Regions from separate parts of the Homo sapiens genome. Here region 1 is linked to region 2. Evidence: chromatin loops called from intact Hi-C (ENCODE). Cell type or tissue: heart left ventricle. All regions are shown on one strand. Links, peaks and the distances in the headings refer to the core of each region. The heading gives the core; the rest is flanking DNA.

The links. A loop is a pair of places that touch in the nucleus more often than their neighbours do. Peaks named below come from ENCODE experiments on the same cell type or tissue, not always from the same donor. Only the 100,000 strongest peaks of a DNase experiment are listed, where the experiment ranks them.
Region 1: a loop joins it to region 2, with 2.2 times the contacts of the local background. A loop is called at or near these places in 12 of 110 quality-filtered maps.

What each region holds. Positions count from the first base shown.
Region 1 is chr15:68,699,292-68,702,199 of GRCh38, reverse strand. All of the region lies in intron 3 of CORO2B (coronin 2B), which reads right to left. Among named protein-coding and RNA genes, the nearest start is that of MIR4312, 100 kb to the left of the region's middle. RefSeq lists an enhancer at 1,384-1,571. In heart left ventricle, for the core only: no CTCF peak of the experiment used is centred there; a DNase peak (open chromatin) is centred at 1,469; H3K4me3 peaks cover 847 bases; H3K27ac peaks cover 2,000 bases.
Region 2 is chr15:68,827,950-68,830,857 of GRCh38, reverse strand. No RefSeq gene overlaps it. Among named protein-coding and RNA genes, the nearest start is that of ANP32A, 8.5 kb to the right of the region's middle. RefSeq lists an enhancer at 1,724-1,773. In heart left ventricle, for the core only: a CTCF peak has its summit at 1,641; no DNase peak of the experiment used is centred there.

The sequences.
Region 1 (2,908 bases), core at 226-2,725, 130 kb after region 2:
TCAAACTCAGAATTGGAATCAGGCAGACTACCCTCCTCCTCTCTTCCACACTCCTGCCCGTGCCCGTACCTGATTTTTCCTTCTTCCCTGGGCTGGACCCAACCCCCTGAGGAGGACATGATCTGTCCTTCCGCTTATCATGTTGGCCAGGCTGGTCTCAAGCTGCTGACCTCAGGTGATCCACCCACCTCAGCCTCCCAAAGTGTTGGGATTACAGGCGTGAGCTACCGTGCCCGGCCTGGGCAAGTTATTTAAACTCTTGGGCCCTCACTTAAGGAAAAGAAAGTAACAGTTAATGTCTATGGAGTTCTTAGGGGACACAAAACACTTTTATATTCATCTAGTTCTCAGAGCCCGAGATGATTCCTATTTTACAATAGGGCAACTGGTACTCAGAGGTAAAGAAACTAGTCCTAGGCCGGGTGCAGTGGCTCACGCCTGTAATCCCAGCACTTCGGGAGGCCGAGGCGGGCAGATCACGAGGTCAGGAGATTGAGATCGTCCTGGCTAACACGATGAAACCCCGTCTCTACTAAAAATACAAAAATTAGCCGGGCATGGTGGCGCGCACCTGTAGTCCCAGCTACACGGGAGGCTGAGGCAGGAGAATGGCGTGAACCCGGGAGGCGGAGCTTGCAGTGAGTCGAGATCGCGCCACTGCACTCCAGCCTGGGCGACAGAGCGAAACTCCGTCTCAAAAAAAAAAAAAAAAAAAAAAAAATTAGCCGGGCGTGGTTGCAGGCGCCTGTAGTCCCAGCTTCTCAGGAGGCTGAGGCAGGAGAATGGCCTGAACCCGGGAGGTGAAGCTTGCAGTGAGCGGAGATCGCGCCACTGCACTCCAGACTGGGCGACAGAGCGAGCCTCCGTCTCTCAAAAAAAAGAAAAAAAAGAAAAAAAAGAAACTAGTCCTAGATCGCAGAGCCTGGAAGTGGCAGAGCCAGGATTTGAACCTAGGCCTAAGGGACTCCTGAGCCTGGCTGCTTAGCCAGGGAGCCATACTGCTGCTTTCTCTGTGGCTGCTAAATCATTAGTGAAGACCCACTCGGCGCACTGGCCCCTCAGGGCTACCTTCCTTCTACAAAAGTGCATCACTCCCTTCCAGCTCCAAGAGGTATTGGTTCCGGAGCTCGGGAGGTGGGGGTGTGCAGGAGGCAGGGTGGTGGGTGGCTTCCAGCAGGGCTGACATCCTGTCCATCCCGCCCCCAGCTCCTCAGGGAGGGGCATCATCTACAGGGTGAGGAGAGCAGACACAGGATGGAAGAGCTTGAATAAAAGGCAAAGGAAAGATGTGGAGCTCGGCCCACCAGCAAGAGGCGCCTGCCTCTTCTCCCTCCTCCCTCTCTCCTGGGATCGCTCTCTCCCTCTCCTTAAGATGACAGAAACCTCTCTCTCTCTCCGCGGCTGCTGGCCCCAGGAGAAGGGCTGGGAGCACGAGGCTTGGAAACCGATAGCGCCCTTCCCTGCCGCCTGCCAGCCGCCCTCCCTAGCTGCGGCAGAAGCTATAAAAAGCATAGCCTTCAACAATAGGTGACATCACCCAGCAGCGGAAAGAACTGGATTCTGCCAGATGCCAGGGAGAGTTATGGCCCCCAGCCCTCCCTCGGGCCCAAAGCCCCTGGGGAAGGGCCTGGGTATGTTCTGCTGGATCCCTGGCGGGATGGAGGATAGACTCCAGAGGACCTCCTCCTGCTCAGGGAGGGGAAACGGATCCTGGGGGACGGGGATTGATTTCACTGGAGGTTGCAGGGCTGGGGGATATGGGGAAGGAGCTGGGGAAATCAGGGCTCGTGAAATCCCACCAGTGTCCTCTGAATGTTTTGAGACAAGTAGAGGGAAGTGGAGGGCTGGGGGTGAAACAGGCAGGCACTACCAGGGGAACTGGTCCAGACCTGCTGTGAAGAGCTTCCCTCTGGGCCCCTGTGGCCTGGCGCCGTCCCCAGCCCTGTATGTAGCACAGTGCCTGGCACACACAGCAGCTTTGCCGACTGACCTCCCAAGCCTGGGTCTGGATGTCGTGTCTGGTGAGCAGCAAGTTGACCATTCCAGCTGGAATGGGTGGAGGGAGGGCCTCGGTGGCCGATGCCTCAGGTGCTTTGAAGGAGGCAGGGAGGCCGTGGGAAGGGCCCTGGCAGCAGTGCTGACCTCCTGTCCACCCCCTGGAAGCTGCAAACTCCATTTCCTTTACGCCCCACCCCCTCCCAGGCTGCAGCGGGGGATGCCTCTCCTGTGCTTTCCCCCAGCACCCAGGTTGGACCCTGAGGAGAGCAGACGCTGTGATGTAAATGTTGAGCGTGATGAATCTGAACTGTCAGCCCAGCCCACCATGGCCCTGAGCCTCAGTTTCCTCCCTTGTAGAACCAGGGCCACTGGTGAGGGGCTGAGAGTGCAGACTGGGAGTCAGGGGACCTTCCTAGGACAAAGGCTCCCTGTGTGACCTTGGGCAAGGCACCTCCCTTAGGGTCCCAGAGCACGTCCTCCAGGAGAGGTTGGGATCCAGCCTCAGGAACCTGTTGGTTCCACTGCCAAGATCCCTAGCTCCAAGGCGGGGAGGGGTGGACACCCGGGTAAGATGCGGTTCAGGGCTGTACTTCTGGGGCAGCTGGCCTGGCAGCTGGAGCGAGAGCTTAGTTCCTCTCTGATCCAGACTTAATCTCCTTGTCTCTGGATCAGCAGCCCAGGCCAGCCCCTCCCTTCCTGTGCCCCAAGCCCGTGTCCCTTCCCTTCACTCCTCCAGCCACACCCCTCCGCTCTTCCCTTCTCTCCACTGATCTACCTGTATCCAGCTAGTTCAGGCCCCATGTCCTCCATAAATCTGTCTGTGACCCCCTCCATCCACACAGGTCCCCTTGGTTCCCTGGAGCGTGTAGTGTCTCCCATGCACCACACTCGGTGGGGTCCACTGATGCTC
Region 2 (2,908 bases), core at 206-2,705:
TCATTAAGTCATTAAATATATATTCAACATTTAATGTTCAAATAATGGAGGGGTAATAAAAATGAATCAAACATTTTTCTTATCTTTAAGGATTTATTGTAATTTTGTGGGAGAGGTAAATAAGCACAGCATGTGGAAGAAAGCAGCCACGTGCTATACTTTACCATGTTATGCAAGTTCAAGGAGAGGAAAGCTCTTGTTTGTGTGGGTAAAATGGATCATCAAAGGTTTCAAAGGAGGCAATGATATCAAATGTGGTCTTAAATTTTGGGTAGAATTTTGCGTGGTGGGGAAAAAAGGATAGACTGTACAGGTGCAAGAACTGCATAGTCAAAGATAGAAAAGAAAAAGGAATAACAGAAGGTCTAATTTGCCTGGAAATTAGAGATAACACTGGAAGGTAGTATGAGGCCTTCTTTGGGGAGTTTTAATGCCAGGTGGGGGAAAGCAGGCCACAGGGAACCAGAGAGGCTGTTGTTGACCGGAGGAGCACTGGAACTGGAACTCAGAAACATTCATCTGGCCACAAAACCACATCAAGACCTCAGGGCCAGTGCTGATCTAGACAAGAGTTTCCAACTACTCAATCTTGAACAAGGTAGTGAATTCTCATAAAATTAAATTCAATGTAGAGGAGTGTCCTATATTCTAAAGCTGAGTCCTCCCTACATTGCCATTTTAAAAATAGTCTATAGAACAATAAAAGATAAGTTTTTTAAAGAATGTCTTTATCTGGCAAAATTAAAAGTTGGGAATTCTATGTTGGTCCTAAACCCTTTTTTTAAATGTTATTGGTGAGAAAACCCAAAGCCTGGGAACTCTTAGCACACGGTGCCAATTTAGACATGAGAAAGGGTGGGGCGAGCTTGCTTGGATAGAGTGGTGAAAAAGTGGGGCTGATAGGAGGAAAGGTAGTTGGAAATTTAGAGGACGAGTTAACCATTTGGTTATGGGAGTCAACAGAGGACAATTCCAAGGGTACCATTAATCAAAACAGGAGAGCCAGAAGGATAAAGGTAGTTTGGTGGAGGCAGAGTAGGCAGAGGCTGGCAAGGAAGAGATTCGTTTTGGAAATGTCATGTGGTTTGTTCCTGTAAGATACCTGTTTGGAAATGTCCAATGAGCAATTAAAATGTCAGTCTGCAGCTTGAGAGGGGAGGACTACTTATTGATGAAACAACAGGCATTTATTTTATACTTACTATGAGCCAAGCACTAAGTTTGGGGGAAAGAGACATATTTGCATGTTATTCCATAGACTCCCTTGCACTGATCTTTTCTACATTAAGTACTTGTTAATATAATCCTTTTATCTGTTTTATGGTGCTTTGAACATGTAAGCCAAGATACAATGGAAATACAATATTCACATTTACAATTGGTCTACAAATGAATAGAAAACTAAGACTGAAAAAAACCTTTATTATTGTGTTAGTTACTAGCATAGGCTACAGTAACAAATGGATACAAGCATATAATGGCACAGCCCCATAAAAGTTTCTTAGTCACAATTTCTCTCTTGGTGGGCAAGTAAATAGGTTGCTGAAATGACTCTTAAGAGACATTTCAGCCTGAGAGGGGGTCCACCTCATAAACACAGGGCTTCCACTGCATCTCAGTCAGTATGCAGTGGCACTTTCAAGCCTTTAAGTGGCAGCATCACTTCCACTTATAATCAACAAGCTAGAACCCAGTCACATGGCCCCAACTAACTGCAAGGGCCATCTAGGAAACATAGTCAAGCTTTGTGTTCAAGGAGAAGAGGAAATGGATTTTGCTGAACAATGAGCAGACTGCCATAATTTTCATTAAATCATCTGAGAAAAAAAGCTAACTTATAGGAAATAAAACACTGGGTCATGAAGAACACTTAGTGTACCAATGAACAGAATCTTTAGCACTGCTTCTCTGGAAAGAAGTAATTGGCACTTATAAGGAACTTCTATTCATGTAACAGTTAAACCATGTTTTATTAGAAACAAAACAGCTGAATTCCAATATTGTTCAGAGTCCTTGCAAGGGTATCATTTGTTTTTTCTAGCTGAATAGTAATCTAAGCTAACTGACCTGAAATGATGGGAAAGAAGACAATATTCCAGTATTAATATGTTTTCTACAAGCACATCATTGATAACCTTCCTCTTTGTTCCCAGGAACATAGGCCTCTTCAATGTGTTTGTGGTTTTTGCATTCGTTTCACCATCAGCATTTTTTCTTCACAATTGTCCTTCAACGACTGCATCCGGTTATGAACTCTTAGTTAGCCTGTGACCACCTGCCTACTTCCAGATTTTGACTAAATTCTCAAACCCTTCATGTCAGTTCTTGAGCCTGAACTGTGCTCAGAGTAGCAGACAGAAACCCATTAGCAGTAATCCATCACTGCTCAAGATCTTTTATCATTTGATATCTAGAGATATCTGCATTTATTTATGAAATATGTCGATTATCCCTTAGAACTAAATTCCTTGTAATTTAAATCAAATATCTTTACTAGGGACATTTCCTTTCCAAATTTTAAGATTATCACCAGTTTTGCTGCGGTAGAGTCTTTTTTTTTTTTTTTTTTTTTTTTTTTTTTTTTTTTTTTTTTTGAGACGGAGTCTAACTCTGTCACCCAGGCTGGAGTGCAGTGGCACCATCTTGGCTAGTTGCAACCTCCACTTCCCAGGTTCAAGCGATCCTCCTGCCTCAGCCTCCCAAGTAGATGGGATTACAGGCGTGTGCCCCCACACTGAGCTAACTTTTGTATTTTTAGTAGAGTTGGGGTTTCACCATGTTGGCCAGGCTGGTCTTGAACTCCTGACCTCAACTGATCTGCCCACCTCGGTCTCAAAAAGTGCTGGGATTACAGGTGTGAGCCACGGTGCCCAGCCAAGGAAGTCTTATTGACATCAGCAGTGATACA